Regions from separate parts of the Mus musculus genome. Here region 2 is linked to region 1. A link is a loop called in an ENCODE intact Hi-C map of the cell type or tissue named here. Cell type or tissue: heart. All regions are shown on one strand. Each heading gives the region's core, and the rest is flanking DNA. Links, peaks and the distances in the headings are about the cores only.

Region 1 (10,193 bases), core at 804-8,803:
GCTTGTGTCAAGTTGACACAAACCCAGACAATACAGTGACCAAAGGTAACTAGGGGAGGAAAGGGTTTATTTGGCTTATATTTCCAGTCACATTCCTTTATCAAGGGAAGTCAGGGCAAGGGCTCAGTACAGCAGCCTGGAGTCAAGAACTACAGCAGAAAGCAGCAGAGGAACATTGCTTACCGGCTTGCTCCCTGTGGTGGTGTGAATAAGAATAATCCGCTTAAGCTCATTTATTTGAATGCTTAGGAAGTGATATTAGGAGGCATGGACCTGTTGGAGGAATTGAATCACTCTGGGTAGACTTTGGGGTTTGAACCGCTCAAGCTAAGCCCAGTGTCTCTCTTCCTGCTGCCTGTGGATCCAAATGTAGAACTCTCAGGTACCTTGCTAGCGCCATGTCTGCATACATGCTTCCTGCCGTGGTGATCATGGACTAAACCTCTGAAACTGTAAGCCAGCCCCAACTACATGCTTTTCTTTATAGGAGTTGCCATGGTCATGGTGTCTCTTCTCAGCAATAGATACTAACTAAGACAGAAGTTGGTACCAGGAGTAGGGCATTGTTTCAGGCCTGGCCATGTTGCTTGTCAGTGGAAGGTGAACTTAGATTAGGGAAACAGTTGAAAGGGCTACAGAGATGGCTTAGCTGTTAAGAGCGATATCTGCTGTTCAGTTGTCCTGAGTTCAATTCCCAGCAACCACATGGTGGCTCACAACTATCTGTAATGGATTCTGGTGTGCTGGAGACAGCATACTCATATCAATCAATCAATCAATCTTAAGGAAAACAGTTGAACACTTTAAGCTTGGCTTAACTGACCATCCTAGTAGGAGCATGAAACTTCAGTGCTGAGGGTGATTTGAATTGTGAGAGCCCAGCTCAAGAAGTCTCAGAAGGGAAGAATATTAATATGTGGCCTAGAGACAATTCTTGTGATAATTGGGATAAAGAATGTGGCTACTTTTTGTCCTTGTGTGAAAAATCTACCTGAGGCTAAACTGAAGAGTTTGGGATTAATGGACTTGGCGGGGGACTTTTCAAAACAGTCTAGTATTGACTGTGTCCCATGACTATTGATGGCCAGTTTTACGCAGATCTATAGTGAAAAGGAACAAGCCGAGCAAGAAAAAATACAAAATGTACAGTTTGAGGAGAAAGTGGGCATCAGGAAGTTTGAACAAGTTAAAGAAAAGCATAGGAATAAGGGAGATGCAACAGCCAGCTAAACTTCCAGCTTGTGAAAGGGAATTTTAGAAAAGCTTTGGGCCAGTCACAGTGGCACCTGCCTTAACTCCCAACACTCTAGAGGCAGAAACAGATGGATCTCTAGGTTTGAGACAGGCCTGGTCTACAGAAAGACTTCCAGTACAGCCAAGCATAGGCAGTAAAAGAAACTAGCAAAAACAGAAATCTGGTGAAAATATAGTTAAACAAGGGGAGCCATGTTCTAGCCTCTGTAAGTTGAAGAACTTGGTAGCTTTAGCCACATGGTTCTGGCTTTAGAGTCCAGGATACAAGGAAGGGGGTATGGAATCTGAGACTAAGGAAAGTCACTGTGGCCAGATGTGTGGCAGGGGTGTCCCTGCATGGAGGCCCTGAGAGGCCATTGCATAAAGCTGTGAGGTCAAAGTCTATATTACCTTGGAGACCCCAAGACATTGGAGATGCCAGAGTCATCGGATTTCTACTGAGGAAAGCTGCTAACGGGGAGTGGAACCAGTCCAAGAGAAAGAAGTGTGTTGTAATCAACAAAGCTGAAAAAGAGCTGGAGACCTGAAGAGCATTTGACATCAGACATGGAGATGCACAGTTTGAGGTTTGCCCAGCTGATTTTCATCCTTGTTTTGGTCCACTATCTCCTCACTTTACTCCCTTTTAGAACAGCAATGTACATTTTGTGCCATTATATGCCACAAGTATGTGATCTGCCTTTTCAGTTGAATTTACAGAAGAATTGCCGTTAAGAACCTGCACGGGTCTCAGAAGAAACTTTGGATTTTTAAACAGGGTTGAGACTGTTTAGACTATGGGGACTTTGAAGTTGGACTGAGTGCATTTCTGCATTATGATGTAGACAAGCTTATGGGGCCTATGCAATGGAGTGTGCTGGTTTGGAAGAAAATGGCCTACATAGGCTCATAGTGAATGGTACAATTAGAAGATATGGCCTTGTTAGAATAGGTGTGGCCTTGTTAGAGTAAATATGACATTGTTGGAGAAAGTATGTCATTGGAGGTGGACTTTGAGGTCATAGTGCTCAAGTCAGGCCCAGTGTGACATTCTCTTTTTTGCTGTCTGCCAATCTGGATGTAGAAATCTCACTAGCTGCCCAGTACTATGTGTGCCCAAATGCCACCATGCTACCTAGCATGGTAACCATGAACTAAACCTCTGAGCTGTAAGCCAGCCCCAATTAGATTCTTTCTTTTATAAGAGTTGCCATAGTTATGATGTCTCTTCACAGAAATAGAAACCCTAACACAAAGAGTGAACCAAAATTTTATTTCTCTGTTTCTCTCCCTGTGTCTTCTGTCTGTCTATAGTTTGTGGTCTGTGACTTGTCTATTGTGCCTGTGTGTTGTGCCAGCCTGTTGTATGTGCATCTGAACTCTCTTTCCTGTGTTTGTTGCTAACAAAGTGTTTTATTCTATATCTATTGAATAGCAATAAAAGCATGGTATGGAAAAGATATGAAGAATAGCTTTTTACAGAATTTCTTTAACAGACTTTTACAAAGGAAAAAGTTACATTACTGGCCCCTACTGACCCAGAATAGCACTCAAAACACAGAATAGCACTCAATCACAAACCAAAGTTATCAACCTCTCTATCCACTTATTGGTTACAACATTTATTTGGTTCAAGGTTGCTTTCAACCTGTTGGTGGCTTTCATCAAATGATTACAATACACATCACATATGCACACACTATTCTGGGTCGCAGGCATAGAAGAGCAAATAAGTTAAAATTGAAGCTATGCATTAGCTTATAAAGTTGATTACATGGGAAACTCAAGGCATAGCATGGTTAGGGACATCACTGTCTTAAGTGGTTAAACTTAAACAGGGTAAGTAGGTTAAGTACATCGTCTTTTATTAACTGGCAAAAGTTCAGTATCTTTTAAGATGAGGGATATTTTCAGAAAAAAATATATCACCACTTGGCCAGCCCAGTGATCACCAAGGTGGTCTTTGAGGTGGTCAGCTGCACTGTCCAGTCTGATGGTCAATGACAGAGATCATTTTTGTGGTCCTCTATATGATCAGCCACAGTGGTCACTTTACGATCACTGTCCTGATCAGTTGTATGATCCACTGTGACGGCCAGCCACTGTGGTCATTTTTGTGGTCACTTTTGTGGTCACTTGCAGTGTCCAAGTTGCTGATCAGCCATACTGATTACTGCTATGGTCACTTAGGGGGGACATTTCTTATTTTTGCTTTTTGTGGTCAGTTTTTGGTTTGGTTTTGTGGTCAGGCTAATCTGATGGAGGCATTTTCTCTTCTGAGGTTCTGTCTTCTCAGATGACTTGCCTTGTGTGAAGTTGACAAAACCCAGCCAGCACCCCCAGGAACTCTGGCCTGAGGAGTCCCTCTAAGGATTGCTGCTGTCCCTCTCACCTTACCTCCCTTCTCACCCACCAGAGGGTCTCTCCTGTCAACAGATCATTCCCTGACCCCTGCTAGGGTTTGTGCTAGTGTGGAGACACTATGTTACAGTCGCTATGGAGATCCAGAACCGCCCCAGATGCTGTGAATAATCTGCACCCAAGAGGAGTGAGCAAAGCCACTCAGCAACAATTCCTTCTCTGGCAGGTATGAATGTTCCCGTCAGGAGCGGAAGAGTGACCCCTGTAAGGGCTGGGTAGTGAATCTGAGCACGAGAACACATTTTCTTTTTGATTGGTGCCAGATGCTGTTTAGAGAGGCGTGGCACCACACACTGACGACTGTTCACACTTCTGCAGTAGACTTAAAGTATTTTTTTAAAAGATACAAGATATCAGGCATATTGTGGAGCACAACTGTAATCCAAGTTGGGAGACTGAGCCAGCAGGATCTCAAGTTGCAGGCTAGCCTGAGCTACAGAACAAGACTGTCTCAAAAGAAAAACTATAATAAGCACACACACACATACACACACACAAACACACAGGACTGTATTTCTGTATTCCTTCTTTGACCATTCACAGAATTATCAAACAATGAGCCCTGCAGTTTCACAGGGAACAAAGGAAGGGGACTGAACTCTGTAAGAGAGTCCAAGTTTATCATAGGGAGAAGTTTGCTCTGGGAAAAGGACCTGTGTATACAACACTGGGTGAGGAGTCTATGGTACAGCATATATTTGCAGCTTAGGAATCCATCTGCAAAACACTGAATGAAATCTTGGTTTTATATAATATCCTTAGCCCCCTTTGGTTCAAGATTGAGTGGCTTGGGCTGGGTTGAAGCCCATTGATGATACATTTACCTAGTGGCTACCACACGTTGGTTGGATAGAAAGTCAAAGACTTTCACTTTATCAACTCCAAAGCAGTGTGGGAACTGAGGAATAGAAGATACAGGAGGCACCAGGCTCTGTACTTCAGTTCTCAATGGCTGGTTTTCCACCTGCTATGGGGCCCATTTGTCTCCTCTTGTGTCAGGCTAGGACGATGCCACTCGGGAGACCAGACTAAAGGCAGACTCCTCCTTCCTCTGACTGACAGCCTGAAGCTGCTTTTTCTAAGAGAGTTACAAGTTTTAAGAGTATCCCGAGTTCCCTGAGACCCCCAAATGAATTTCCTAGCTTTCCTAAGCAATTCTAGATCTTCTCCAGCAGAGGGCGCGCGCGAGGAGCTGGTCGAAATGTGCGCCCGAAAGCATTAGTCAATAAAACAGCAGCTAGGTGATCCCAAAGAAGCAGCGGCTGCTGCTGCTGCTGCTGCTGCTGCTTTTGTCCGCCCCCCCACCCCCCAGCCCCCGCTCGTGATTTTCCACCCCAGAGCGCAAAGCCCAGCCCTTCTCCACCACTGATGGTGCAGGAAACAGGCCCTGGAACACTATCCCAATCCAAAGTACAAGTTGTCATGATGGTCACACTGAAGAACTACTTTGGAGCTCAGCATTTTTTTAGGGACCCATTGTGGAAATCTTCTTTCACTGGTCACAGGTTTCTCTGCATATCTCAGAGTGAACCTCCATTTTTTACAATGCAGTTTGTTTTCCTTGCTCTCCCCAAACCCCCTTGAGAGGAAATTGAGAACTCACTGGGAGAAATAGTTACATAAGACGTTTTCCAAACACTACAAGGTCACTCGAGTCGCCTGAATAAAGCATGTTGTTTGAATGCGTCCAGACAGTATCACTAAGAATTGTTCAGTCAACATTTTATTCCTTTAATTAACCCCTCAAATATGTCCAAATGACCAACGGATTTAATGAAAATATGCAAAAAGGAAGTTTTTTTTTTAAATAATTGTTTCTAATTAAATTGATGGATTTATTCTGATTTGTTTCTCTCTGGAGGCCTGTGGAATCTTGCAGTCTTGGTTGTTGAAGGGAATGCTGCCACCTGGTGGCTATGGGAGGTACTATTCGCAGCTGACAGCCAGCTTTCAGCAAGCTGACCCACCCAAGGGACCTCCCCTGCCCAAGGGTGTAGCCACTCCGGGGTGTAGCTCATCTAATAAATGGACAGGATGGGGGTTCTGTCTCTGTCCTTGCTAGTAGATTGTGTCAACTTGACAAAAGCTAGAGTCATTTTGGGAGAAGGACTCTCAACTTAGAAAATACCACCACTAGGTTGGTCTGTGAGCATGTTTGTTGACTGATGATCGATGTGGGAGGGGTCAGATCACTGCAGGCAGTGCCACTCGTAGGATGGTGATCCTGGGTGCTAGTAGGAAGCAGAGTGAGCACGCCAGTAAGCAGCACTTCTCCATGGCCTCTGCATCAGCTCCTGCTTGGAGGTTCCTGCCCTGATAAACCCTTTCCTCCCCACGTTCTTCTTGGTTGAGATGCTTTGTCACAGCAACAGTAGCCCTGACTGATACATGTCCCTTGCCCATGTAGGGGTGATTCTGAATGTACCTCCCCCCACCCTGGTGCCATCCCTACTTTCCTGCTAACTTCCAGAAGAAGGGCCAAGTCACATTGTCCTATAGAAGAAACTACATAAGAAGGACAATTTGGTGATTGTGATATGGTACCCAGTCTCTGGTCACCCATGACCATTGCACCAGCATCCCTCCTTCCCCTCAGACTAAGGGACGACCTAGTAGTACCAACTGACAAAGGATAGAAAGGCAGAACTTGTTCTATGGATGTTATTTTAAAATCCAAAGCATCTCCCCCCACAGGCCCATATTTGCGTGCTTGCGACACTCATCTGAAGGTCACCAAATCTTTAGGAGGTGCTGGCAGACTGAGGTCACTTCTAGGTCTGTGAAGATTATGACCTTCCCTGGTGGTGGCCTCCATCTTTGCTTCCAGGTCCACAGTGATGAGAAGAAGCTCTAGTTCATGCTACTCATGCTACCCACACCTATCCTACCGTCATGAACTGAAATCTCTAAAACATGAACCAAAAGAAATCTTCCCTCTACTAAGTTGTTGTGGTTGGGCCTTTTGTCACCGTGACGAGAAATAGTGCAGGATGAGAATTGGCAGCAAATGTACTCAGCCCCATTCAGTGCGGTCACAAAACATAGTCACAGGGGGCTGTTCTCAAATGCATGGGGCTTCAGGCACATGGAAAGTGTGGCAGTTTGAATAAAAATGTCCCTGTAGGCTCATGGGGAGTGGCAGTTTGAGGAGGTGTGGTCTTGGAGTGGGTGTGGTCTTGTTGGAAGAAGTATGTCACTGGGGGTGGGGTTTGAGGTGTCAGATGCTCAAGGCAGGCCCAGTGCCATTCTCTTGTTCTGCTGACTGCTGATCCAGACATAAAACTCTCAGCTGCCTCTCTAGCACCATGTCTACCTGCATGCCGCTGTGCTTCCCACCATGGTGACAATGGTAACTGACTATCACAGAGGACACTACAATTGAGCACCACAATATCCACTATATCTGGCCACACTGATGAATACTACAGTGACCACAAGATCTGATCATCACAGTAGACGCTACGGTCAACCACCATAGTAATCACTACTGCTGACCACATAGATGGCCACCACACAGGGACCACTATGATTAACCATCACAGTGAACACCTCAACTGACCTCCCTGATGGCCATTACAGCTGACCACATTGAGGACCACCATAATGATTGTCTTAGTTAGGGTTTCATTGCTGTGAAGGGACAACCTGACTAAGGTGACTCTTATAAAGGCAAACATTTCATTGGGGCTGGCTTACAGTTTCAGAGGTTCGGTCCATTGTCATTGTGACACGAAGTGTAGTAGAGTGCAGGAAGAGAGAATTCTAATCTTGATCCACAGGCAGTAGAAGGGGACTGTCTTCTACAGGCAGCCAGGAGGCATAGGAGACTTCAAAGCCCACCCCACAGTGACACACTTCCTCCAAACAGTGACACACTTCCTCCAACAAGGCCACAGCTTCTAATAGTGCCACTCCCTATGACTAAGCATTCAAACACATAAGTCTATGGGGGTCATACGTATACAAACTATCACATTCCACTTCCTGGCTCCCATAGGCTTATAGCCACAACATAATGCAAAATGCATTTAGTCAAACTTCAAAAGTCCCCAAAGTCTGTCGCAGTCTCAACAATGTTTAAAAGTTCAAAGTCTCTTCTGAGATTCATGCAATCTCTTAACTGCAATCCCCTATAATATCAAAATCAAAAAAGAAAAAGAGATCACATACTTCCAACATACAATGGCACAGGATATACATCATTATTCCAAACTGCAAGGAAGGGAGGAAATACTGGACCAAAGCAAGACTAAAAACCAGTTGGGCAAACTCCAACCTCTGAATCTCCACATCTGATGGCAAAATGTTCTTCATATCTCCAACTCCTTTCAACTTTGCTGACTACCAAAATGACCATGGCAGTGACCAGAATAGCTGACCATCACAGTGGATGCTAGAAGTGACCACAAAAGTGACCACTATGTCTGACCTTCATGGTGGGCATTATAACTGACCACCAAAATGGCTACTAAAGTTGACCATCACAGTGGAAACTACAACTGACCACCAGAGTGACCATGACAGTGACCACTATGACTGGCCATCATAGTTGACACTATCACTGACTACCAGAGTGACCACAAAAGTGACTGCCATAGCAGACCATCTAAATGGACACTGCAGCTGGCCACAAAAGTGACCAAAAAGGTGATAAGTATGACTGACCATCATAGTAGACACTACAACTGACCACCAAGGAGACTGCAACAGTGTCCACTAGGATTGTCCATCAGAGTGTATGTGACAGTGACCACTTGGGTGATCATCACGGTGGATACTACATTACAAATGACCACCTACGTGACCACTTTGACTGACCATCACAATGATAACAAAACTGACCATCTCACTGATCATCATAGCCACCTCTATAGTTGACCATTATGGTGAAAACTACAAGTGACCATCACAGTGACTCACACTGGTCATCTCAGTGACCATCACAGTTACCACCATAGAGACCACAATTGCTGATCACCACAGTGAACACTACAACTGACCACTTTAATATCCCACATAATGATCACACTCTAGCTGACCATCACAGTGACCCAAGCTGACCACCATAGTCACCTTTATTGCTAACCATTACAATGAATACTTCCTCACACGGTGACTATGGCTATCACAGTGAACACTATAACAGATCACCTCAATGACCAACTTGGTGACCATTCTGACCAAAAATGCTAATTTTTTTCTGAAAATATCCCTCATCTTCAAAGATACTGAACTTTTGCCAGTTAATATGTCTATGCATTTAACCTGCTGTTCTACTGTGTATTCACCTTGTTAAGTATAACCTATTAAGAAAGCATGTAACTAACTATACTATGCATTAGATTTCCTATGTAATCAATGCTGCAAACTAAGCTAATGCATAGTTTCGTCAATGTTAACTTAATTGCTTTTCTATGCCCCTAGTCCAGAATAATATATGTATATGTGATCTGTATTGTAATCAAATGCTGAAAGCCTTGAACAGGTTGAAATCAAACTTGAACCAAATAAATGTTGTAACCAACTAGTGGACTTTAGCAACAAAGGAAGACACAGATCACACACACCTTCAATAGGCAGGCACAAAACTCAGGTACAATAGATAGGCAATAGGGACAGCTCACACACATACACAGTAAATAAACCACGGACCACAAACTATAGAGAAACAGAAGACACAGGGAAAAAAAGTTGAGAAATCAAACTTTGGTTCACTTATAGTCAAATTAATCCAAAAGGAAGTCTATTGATCTTGTTGTTTCTTAATGCAACACTGGCATATTTTGGTTCTCTCTCTCTCTCTCCCTCTCTCTCTCTCTCTTCTCTCTCTCTCTCTCCCTCTCTCTCTCTCTCTCGGGTTTCCTTAATGCTTTAATTTATATGGACAATGATGGTGGGACCAGACCATGTCAAGGACTGCTGAGCTGTGCACACCTCTTAACCTCATGTCAAGACCCTGAAGATGAACTTGGGAGTGTGGTCACTAGACATATTTGTCCTTCCTAAGATGACCACTTGAGTAAGTCTAGTGTTGTACATTACAGATAAACCTTTTTCATAGTATTTTAAATTGAATTTCAAGAATGTCAAATGCTACACACGAGTGGATATTGGACAACAAGCATATACTCTCTATAATGCCAAAATCCTTCTCTGTGAGGGACGCTTCTTTATACCCCCTAGGACCTGACTGGGATTCTGACTGGGATTCGTATGCACAATATGGGTCCCAGGGCAATTCTTACACACCATTCCTTCACTCGTACTTTTTACAGCCCACTCCTAGCTAATTGTATAGTTTCCTCCTGTTCTACCAGTCAACGTAATTCCTATACTTCCCATTGTCTATATATGCACCAGCCTCTTTTATGTACTCCCCAGGGATCCTAGGTCTCTTTACTGTTATGGGCTTATCTCTTTTTGAGTTGTTAGGTGAAAAGGGACTTACATATGATTAAGTGGAGCACAGGATTGAATTTCACTGGTTATAACTAGTTTAGTTTCTGTAGGGGTGGTTCTGATGCTCCTGTTCCCCAATT
Region 2 (10,193 bases), core at 893-8,892, 570 kb before region 1:
TTATTTTTAATTTGTTCAGTGCAAACATTTTTCAACTATGAAAAAGGAAAATATGTGTAGGGAACTCACCCCCGGGCCCCCTTTTTCGTCTCCTGAGCATCGGAGCTTGGAACTCAGCAGTTTCACGTGGTTTCCCCAAGAGCGCCGGGCGCTGAAAGCTTTCGATTTTTTTAAATAAGAATTTTAATAAAAATCCTGTGTTTAAAAAAACAAACAAACACAAAACCAAGCCCAGTTCTTGAGTTTGTTACTTTCCCTCCCGGGCCGAGTTGGAAGGGGCGTCAACCTCAAATCTGGAGCCTAGGGCTGTATTCTGGGCTAGTTCTGGCGTTTCCTCTCGCAGCGCAGTGGCCGCGGGGTTATCCAGACAGTGGAGGAGTGCACGGGATAGGCCTCAGGCGGGCTGACCCAAACGATTCCGCGCAGGACCAGAGCAGCTTGGCCTTCAGCCTGCTAGCCAGTGGTCCAAAGTCCTTGTTGGCCTGGCGCTCTCCGGCTTCTGTGCACTCTCTGAATCCCCAACAGGGGGAGGGAAAGTGACTTTGGGTAGCGCCAAACAAGGAAAGCAAGCCCCCCTCACTCGCCCAAATCTCTGAGTGGCTCCTTCAGCCTGAAAAGCTGTTGAAACCACTACACTTGATGGCTATCACTTTGTTAAGTTTAATTTACCTCTGGCTAAGGGGACGGGGGGGGGGGGTCTGAGATTGAGTCTGATGGCTTTCTCTTTGCACCACTTTCTCAATATCTGCGTACCAAGTTGAGGCCTAGTTGACCTCTTCGAGTCCTGAGCGCTGGGATGAAGGGCGGGAGAGCTAACATTAAGGTTTCTGAGGCTTTGCCTGTCTCTAGAAACTGGCTGAGCCCTGGGTGACCAAACCAGATCTGGCGCCTTCCTCCAAACTGGTCATTCCTCTTTAGTCCCAGGAGCCAGGGAAGTAGAGCGACTGGGGATCCTAGGCAATGCAGTCTTCTCATTACTGATGCCCCATCTTGTCCATCCCTCTGGCCTGGAACCCGATCCGATGGAGCTGGATAGTTCTTGGTTTCTTGGTCATGGCTCTGGGTGGACGGTTAGAAAGTACAAGCTTGGGGTTGAGTGGAACTCCTGCCACCAGGGCTCGGGTAGGAGGACAGGCATGTGCACACCGTCCACTGAGGTGGCAATCTTTCCTTCCTCCACTGCGAACTGAGCTTTTGTCGCTTGAGCCTGGAGCACACATGGTCCTGCATCTCAGCGGGCACACGCCTTTCTGTTCTGTCTCACCGTGACTTCATGAGTCAGAGCCCAGCAAACTCTAAGATGCCAGGAGGTTGAAAGTCAGTCTATTTGGATCTAGTGTCTGTGGTCCTCCAGAGCTCCAGCGTTGAGGTGAGGCTAGAAGGTAAGGAGGCAGCCGGCTGGGCAAAGGGAGTCACTCTAGATGATCCCCTCTCTCTTTCTCCCATCCAGTTGGTGATCAGATTTAATTCAATATCTAAAGCAAACATGATTATCCTTGTGACTAAATTGGGACAACACACGCAAGGCCGTGATTACACTATATTCTGCCTTGTGCACACACACCCCATCACTGAGGGCAATGGGAGTCTTTCTAATACACCCCCTACAGGTCCTTTCCCATCAGCCCTGGGAAGGGGACAGTTTTCCCTAAATACTGAAAAGTCTCCCTTTGTTCTACGCACAAGCTTGGAAACTGTGGGGTTTTGTTTTGCTGTTTGTAAAAGCTGGAGAATTCACTGCCTATGTTTGCTGTGCAATACAAAAGGCAGATGTCCAACCTGCCCTGGAACCAATTGCTCACTATCCTAAGTGCAACTTCTCCTAAGCCCCGGGCCTCTGTGGTTGTCCAGAGGTCCGTTGGGCAGCGCAGGAAGGGTGAGTGTTGGGTGTTCAGGGTCCAGGCTTTCTGCCACAAACACTCACAAGAGCTCTCAGACCCTCACGGGAGTGTTAAGGCCCAAACACTTGCAGGTTTCCAGGACCTGGCAAGTTGAGGCCCACAGGCCTGCACTCTCAGTATGTCCTCTCAGGAGTCCCCGGAGGTGGGCCGTGCGCCTGCCCTTCTCTGTCCTCGGGTCCCCAAGGAGTCAATAAAAGCGCCCGTGGAGCCCTGTGTGGCCCTAACCCTAGCGCCCTGGGAGCGCACCCCGCTCAGGGTCCGCTTCGGCAGTCTATCTTCGCCCAATCTACAGAGGGCCGCACAAAACCGCACAATGGGAAAGCTGGGAGCTGGAGATGTTAGAGGCGTGCATATTAAAAAGGGACAGAGAAAGGATCGCAGGGGACAGAGAGGGGAAGAGAGAGAAGCTCCCCCCAGCCCCCCACCCGCACCATTCAGCGCGCTTATCACGGGCAGTGAATCCCGGAGTCAGGCAGAAGTCTCCTTGGGGTTTTGTTGAGCCTGTCACTGGGTCCCTTTGTGATCCGCGGACTCCATGCTGGATTCCATATGGCCAGCTGGGCCGAGGGAGCGCGAGGAGGGACCCGCACAAAACCCAAATTGTGTCCGGCTTTCAAACCCTGTATTGTTGTCTGTGAAAGGAAGACGCATTAAAAATTCGTGCTATATCTATTGGGGAGGAGGATGGAGGAGGGGGAAAAAAGCCACCCTGTCTTTGATGGCTTCAGAGGGCGCTTGCCCCGCCTAGGCCCCGTGACACAGAGTCAGTCTCTCTCTCTCTCTCTCTCTCTCTCTCTCTCTCTCTCTCTCTCTCTCTCTCTCTCTCCCTCCCTCCCTCCCTCCCTCCCTCTCTCCCTCCCTCCCTCCCTACACACACACACACACACACACACACACCACCGTTTGGTTTGGGACCCTGGTGCTCACTCTATCTGAAATGACAGCTAGGCTCTGGTTGGGTGCCCCATGCTGAAGCCAGGCCTGGGGTGCTCAGGAACTAGCTGGTACTCTGGCTTTTCTAGGGCTTCTGGACTTCTCTGGGTATATGCAAACCATATATGTTCATGCACCAATAGACTGATGGTCACAGGGACCTCCACATACTTCTGGAAAGGCCCAAGAGGATAAGAAACCAGGGGGCTGCTCAGCCCAGCTAAGCTGCAGCCAAGGCATCTTTCACCAGGCAGAATCATTTGATTACCAAAGCTAGCTGGGGGGGGGGGGGTTGTCCATCCTTACTTGAACTACAGAGGTGTAGCCATCTGACATTAGTGGGGGGGGGCGAGAACAGTTCAGAACCTTATCCCACAGCCTTCACCCTTCACCTGAAGAGGTTCCTTCCTTAGTTCTCAGTGTCTCCTGCAGAGAGCAATACTTAGAAAGAACACACCCTGTGCGGCCTTCCCTAAGCAGTCTGAGTTGGATCTGAGTACAACCTCTACAAACACCACCCATATAAGCAACATATTTTCTAACCAAAAAAAGTGTATAAACTGCGTTGTGAAAATAAAATAGAAATTGGATGTGTATCTCTAGAGAAAGTAGAAGCACCACTACATTGATGAAAATGTCAGGTTACCTCAAATTCTGTCCCCTTTAGTGCTTTGAAATGCCATCATGTAGATAACTCCATAGAGTGAACACTCCCTTCTCAGTACTCCCCGTTCCCACAAGGGAAATAACTTATTTTCCTTACCTATTGACTGTTGGGCTTAGTTGAGACCTGGCATGGATTTCTCCAGCCTTTTCAAGAGCCTGGTCATTGAAAAGCTAATCCAATATTTGCCAAGAGTAAGGACATTTCTCAAACGTATTTATTAGGGCTCATCGTTTAGTGATCACTTGGACTGAAGACAAGGGCCAGGCAAGAAACGTTAAGGTGCCCTAGACCTCTCCAGGGAGGGATGGTTTCTCTCCACTTCGAACTTAGAAGCTGGGTGCAAACTTGTGGGATGCTGGCATTCCCTTCCCTGTCTTAAGTGGCATTGGATTAGATATTGTGTTGGGTGGTATTTCAGGAAATATGTACTTGTGACTTCCCGAGAGGCCAGGCACAGTGACACTCTAAATCTCGTCGATATATCATCTTTTATCCAGGATCTGCAAATAAACCCTGATCCCCTTGGAGCATTATAGCTGCTGCTATCTCGCTAAGGAAGCGATCTGAGTTTTATTGCTTTTACCAACACCCCAACACACACACACACACACACACACACACACACACACACACACACACACACACACACACGGAGTCTGGATTTTAAAAGCCTCTATATTTTCCCTCCCAGGGCATCGTTATTAAAAGAGGTGAATAGGTCTCAGCGCCGCCATCAGAGCAAGTGCGGAAAGGAGGGCTTGCAAGCGAACGTTTCCAATGCTCCGAGAACCACGTGGGGTGAGGAAAACTAGGATTTTTCGTGTGTGGCCGCTAGGAGGCGCCCAAGCGCTTTTCTCTTTAAGCGACCCACCGAGTCTCTCTGTCCCTGAAACAAACACACCCGGATTGCAGTGCTACTCCCACAGTCTGCCTGCTACCACGGGCAATCAGGCTCAAAACTAGAGTTAGTGTCTGACCATGGGAACAGCTGTTCTATTTACAGTGTGTCCGGGTGACCCGGCATCCTCAGGGGACATCACCATTGAGCATCCTGCTTTTCCTAGGTTGTAATCCTCCCGTCCCTCCATTTCCGCGCTGCTCTTTGCAAGTCCCTACCCCCACAGACTCAGCAAAGTGGTTCCGTGAGCCAGGAGTGTGCTGACCCTTAGGAATTCCCATTTATAGCACTCAGGCGCCATTCCCATGATCCCGAACTGTCTCGGACCATTTTAGATGACGGCAGGGGAAGGTGGCTCAGTATGAGTGTAATGGAGAGTTTAGAGAAATTCTGACTTCGGTCCAACCTTCCCCGCTTTTCGCGGGAGGTACTAGAACGAAGAAACCATCTTTTGGCCAGCATGTAATATGGCCTCCAAGTGATCCTATTCAACCCTCAAATCCAGTTAGGTTGTGGTGCAGCTTACAATCCAGAAAGGCTTCTTGGTCAGAGCCTTTGCCTTGACACTGCATGCTATACAGTAGCGGGATTTTACCACCAGGGGGACACGCCGCGTGGACGCTTGGGGGCGGTTAATGGGAGGCTGAAACACCCCATCCTATAAAAGTATGCCAACTCGGTGCCAATTCCTAAACTACACAGAGGCAGCGGTGTGGGGTGGGGCATCCAAAATGAAAGAGATACACGAGTCGGGATGCCTTCCATCTCTGCCCACAGCCTTTCCAAGAAGTTGGAGGGCATCGCAGTAGACTGGGAGCCCAGAAGATTATCTTCCTCAGCATCTCCTCAATCATTAAACCCCCCTGAACTCCCCTCAAACACCCAAACAAAACAAACAAGCATGAAATCAGTCCACCTTGGCGCTCCAGACACTGATCTTTTTACTTTCTTAAACCAGCATTTCAAAACCGACGGATGGATGCCAGGATCGAAGCTGCGGTGCCCATAGTGTCCGCAAGGTGGAGCGATTGGATAAGAAAACAATTTCAGGTCGGGCGACTGACTCAGGCCTGGGAGCACAATCTGGTCATCTGTGGATTTGAGGGATGTCTGGGTAAAGTCCATTTACAGTAGGACCACAATGCCAAAGAAAGAATTACAATTCTTTGGCTTGGTGCTTGTCCCTTGGAGTGTGATGAAAAGGTTGATGGCATTCAACCTTTTTCTTTCGTCTGCCTTGTGGATGTCAACTGTCTCTGTTACTGTCACCACCACAATTGAAGCATATATTTCCACCTCTTCAAAATGTTTCCTGTGCCAGGAAAATGTAATTTATTCTAATAAAAAATAACCTGACACTTGTTAGTCAATTGGAAGACATAGGAGGGATCTCTTTCTTTCTGTTTTTCTTTATCTGGGGTAATTTAGAGCCTTTCTTCATAAAGTGCTAAGAAACAGTGGCAGGTCTCTGATGTCACCACCATCTACCACTTTTGAAGGCACCTCCCAGGTTCCTCTCCTACATCACCTCGTCTGGTGTGAGCAATCAATTCACTTTACATGTGAGACTGGGTTTCACAGGTTACACTCCCAACACACACGAACCCAGAAAAAAGCCCCAAGAGCAGAGGGCCCACCTCGAAGGCATTCCATGCCATTTCTGGTGAAGACAGGGAGGGACTGGGGAGAAAGGTTCCCTCCTGCTCTGCAGAATTAGCTTGGAATCACCTACCAGGTTCCTGTTAGCAGCCACACACAGGTCCCAGAGTCCTCCAAGTTCTTAGTATTTTACCTGTATGTATGTTTGTACACCATGTGCATGCCTGGTGCCCACAGAGATCAGAAGAGTTCTTCAAATATCCCTGGACCTGGAGTTGAGGATGCTTGTGATCCACCATGTGGATGCTGGGAACCAAATCTGGGTACTCTGCAAGAGAAACAAGTGCTTCTTAATGCCCTATCTCCAGCCCCTGGAAAGAGAAACTTTAATGAGGTAAGTTGGTTAAGACTGGTCCCATGGCCCGGGGGGGAGGGGGCGACACTATCTGCAAGCTTAGGAAGGGCCTCGGGAGATACTGACCCTCCTGGGACTTTGTGCTCAGACTTGCAGCCTCCGCAGAGTGAGCAATCGTTCTCTTCTCCAAAGCCCCTGGTCTTCATGCTGCCCGTGCTCCCTCATCAACTGTACACAGGAGGTCCTGCAGATCAGCCCTGCCCCTCTCTCATCAACTGTACACAGGAGGTCCTGCAGATCAGCCCTGCCCCTCTCTCATCAACTGTACACAGGAGGTCCTGCAGATCAGCCCTGCCCATGTATCTGCTTTATCCACCTTAGACTTTCTTGTGTTTTTGTTGTTGTTGTTGTTGTTGTTGTTTTAAAATAGTTTTGTACTTATTCTTTAACAATTGTCTAACCTATCTGATATGTTTTGGTCATATTTGCACACACCTGGATTCCCTCTCCCCCCCCCCCCCCAACTGCCTTCAGAAACCTCCTCAGCACATCTCCCATTTGCTTGCATAGGAAGGAGGAGGAGGAGGAGGAGGAGGAGGAGGAGGAGGAGGAGGAGGAGGAGGAGGAGGAGGAGAAGGAGAAGGAGAAGGAGAAGGAGAAGGAGAAGGAGGAGAAGGAGAAGGAGAAGGAGAAGGAGAAGGAGAAGGAGAAGGAGAAGGAGAAGGAGAAGGAGAAGGAGAAGGAGAAGGAGAAGGAGAAGGAGAAGGAGAAGGAGAAGGAGAAGGAGAAGGAGAAGGAGAAGGAGAAGGAGAAGGAGAAGGAGAAGGAGAGGAATCAAATAACCACCAAGTTTAATTAGGGGGACTTCACATTCGTGGGTGTGGATTATTTACTGGGCCGTGGGCGACTTGTACTTCAGACGTTTTTGTTTTTCTTTACCTGAGCACTGTTTGTTGGAAAGGGAGAGGGGGTGGCCTGGTGAGGGAAACATGGTCTGAGAGCCGAGGAGCACCGTTGTTTGTCTCTTCTGATTGCCTTCATATCCTCTCTTCCTCCATACCTGCCCCTGGCCCTGTATCTTTTTTTTCTACATAATCTTTGGCACTTCCTCCATCTTCTCTCACCTCCGCCCCGTCTATTTGCCTCCTCCGTGTCCTCTCTCCTCCTCCATTTTCCTCTGGCCTCCTCCATGTCACCGGTCCTCTCTCCTTCGTACCCCACACATGCTCATACTGCTGCCGGGCTCTCCTGCTGCTTCTGGGCATCCAGAACAAACAAGTTAGCTCTTCTCTCCAGAACCCCCACAGCACCAGGAAAGCCTACAGATTTGGGGGCTCATTCAAGCACTTAGGCTCAAACGCACAGCTCCAAAATATCACGCGGAGGAAGCCTATTGAGGGGGCTTTTGCCGGAAACCTTGAGGCTTGCCAAGATGGAGGTGGACCGCTTCAGCTGCCCCGGAGGACGTGCTCTGCAACGCACTGAGGCTTCTGCTTTGCATGGTCAGTTACCTGCAGAGACCTTGTTTTGGGCTCTTTGCTAAGAACGGAATCTCTGCCCTCCACACTGTGAAGAGCGTTTCTGAGCAGTTTGGCACCAGTCGGTCTATGTGATTGGTCTGTGAGTCTGGTGACTTTGCCTGTGAGATTGTGGAAGAATGGCAAAGTAAGGTCCAGCTTGAAACGATGTCCAGCCATTGCCTTCCATCCTACTGTAGGAACTTCCCACACCTTTGTTTTCCCCAGTGCTGGGAAGCATCCATGGACTTCAGGAGCAGATGGGTGCACACAGAAGCCTGTCAAACATCCCAGGATCTAGAATCACATTCCACCTGGGTAGCTTGATTCCGTGCCTTGGGAACAGGTGCCTTCGTCTTTCCTACCTGTATCCCCCCTGTTTCCTCCCCTGACTTGGAACAGCCGTTTCCCAAGTTCTCTGATGTATTGTTCTTCCTTCTCAGTTCAGTGTTTCTCCACACCAATGGACTCCGGAGATATCAAGTTAGCATCGCTTTTAGTCATTCAGCTACCCTGCCCAAAGTCCGTGTAAACCGAAGTATTCCCATAGAATCACAGTGTTGGTTCCTAACACTGTGCCTTTGGGGATTTCATGAAGAAGCTGCCGTGAGCCAACTGCAGAAGTCATGAGATGGAGGAAGAGGCTTCCGTGAGTCCCTACGTCTGTCACCAGGTATCTGTGTACGCCAGAGTCAAGTGTTCTCAAACTCCCATGGTTTTGAAACAGGAAAGAATGGAACCATGCCCATGGAAGCAGATTAAAATCCCACTGGGAAAGCCTGGGGGCACAGGTGTGTCCCTGCTGGCTGGAGGGGAGGTTGTGCTATCACCCCCATCTGGGACATCCCCCTCAGCTAGTTTACACATAGGTGAGTTTGGATAGATTCTCGCCTCTTCAAGCCCCAGATCACAGTTTCTCAAACTTGAGGGGGGGCATAAATTAATCACTTGGAGTTTCCTACAGGACAGATTCCACTTTCACAACTCTAAAATCCTGCCTTGATCTTGATCCTGCAAGGTGCTGTGTAGAGCCAGCCTTTGGGTCAAAGGCCTAGATGCAACTCCAGGTGTCTCATCAGGGAACACACCTGCCCCCTGGAGAGAGGGGAGTCTGAGAGCTGGGTGGCTCTGCCTTCCTCTCAATGACACAGTGACATCTGCCAGAGTCACTGCATGAGTTACCCTGGCCACCCTCAACAGTCATTCACTGTCATGAATAGAGAGCACAAGTATAAGAAGCCTGTTCTTACAACAGAAGATGGCCACTGTCCATGTGCAACTTTGAACAAGTTAGTTACTCACACTCTGAACTAGTGCCCCTCTGGTTCACAAACAAAACCCAAAAGGCTCTGGGATGTGGTGGCATGTACCTCTTATCCCAGCACTCAGGAGGCCAAGGCAGGAGGATTTATTGTAAGTTCAAGACTGTCTTACTTAGGGTTTCATTGCTGTGAAGAGACATCATGGCCAAGGCAACTCTTATAAAGGAAGACATTTAATTGGGGCTGGCTTACAGTGTCAGAGGTTCAGTCCATTATCATCATGGCAGAAAGCATGGCAGCATGCAGGGAGACTTGGTGCTGGAGCAGGAGCCAAGAGTTCTACATCCCACAGGCAGCCAGGAGGAACCTCTGTCTTCCTCAGGCAGCCAGAAGGAGGCTCTTCCCCACATTGGGCAGAGCCTGAGCACATGAGGAGACCTCAAAGCCCACCCCTGCAGTGAAACACTTCCTCCAACAAGGCACTCTTCCCATGAGCCAATGCACATTCAAACCACCACAAACACTAAGCTGGGGAGTGAGACCCTGACTCAACAAACAGAAGGATAGACCTACCCTTTGTGGCCAGGAATTGGGTGAGGTGTGGGTAGGTATAACATTTAGACAGAAGTTAGAACAGGAGGCAAAAGAGAAAGCCAGAGAAATAGGCCCAGACCAGACTCTCTTCTGCTTCCTTCTCCTTTTGCCAACTCAGGAGGGAAAGACACCCCACTGGATATGTCCTAGGTTGTCCTTAGAAGGCATGATTTTGGAAGGCCTCCTACATTCGAGAAGCTATAGTATCAGAAGTCTATGTGGGCTGCGTGCAGCATGGTGAGACAGTAGAACAGTGTTTGCCTGAGGTAGTGCATTAGTTTAATGGACACACAGGCCGGGATGAGGGGCAAGAGATGGGTTGCTGCATTTGCTCTTAGATTAACCCTTCCCTTCTCACCATTCATTCCTTTCTGTGGGCACAATGGCATTTCATAAAATCAGACATGATATCAGCAACAGGAGAAAATAATTTAACAAGGCAAATTGAAACACCACTCGATGCAGAC

Evidence for each region. A loop is a pair of places that touch in the nucleus more often than their neighbours do. Peaks named below come from ENCODE experiments on the same cell type or tissue, not always from the same donor. Only the 100,000 strongest peaks of a DNase experiment are listed, where the experiment ranks them.
Region 2: a loop joins it to region 1, with 4 times the contacts of the local background. A loop is called at or near these places in 17 of 42 quality-filtered maps.

What each region holds. Positions count from the first base shown.
Region 1 is chr2:146,607,750-146,617,942 of GRCm38, reverse strand. No RefSeq gene overlaps it. Among named protein-coding and RNA genes, the nearest start is that of Gm52577, 37 kb to the right of the region's middle. In heart, for the core only: CTCF peaks have their summits at 4,627, 4,826 (motif pointing right) and 5,571 (motif pointing left); no DNase peak of the experiment used is centred there; H3K4me3 peaks cover 511 bases.
Region 2 is chr2:147,173,109-147,183,301 of GRCm38, reverse strand. Nkx2-2 (NK2 homeobox 2) reads left to right here. Exons shown (of 2, transcript NM_010919.2): 2 at 1-150. Among named protein-coding and RNA genes, the nearest start is that of Nkx2-2os, 5.9 kb to the left of the region's middle. In heart, for the core only: CTCF peaks have their summits at 4,342 (motif pointing right), 4,997 and 5,410 (motif pointing right); DNase peaks (open chromatin) are centred at 4,551, 4,981 and 5,411; H3K4me3 peaks cover 1,249 bases; H3K27me3 peaks cover 6,579 bases.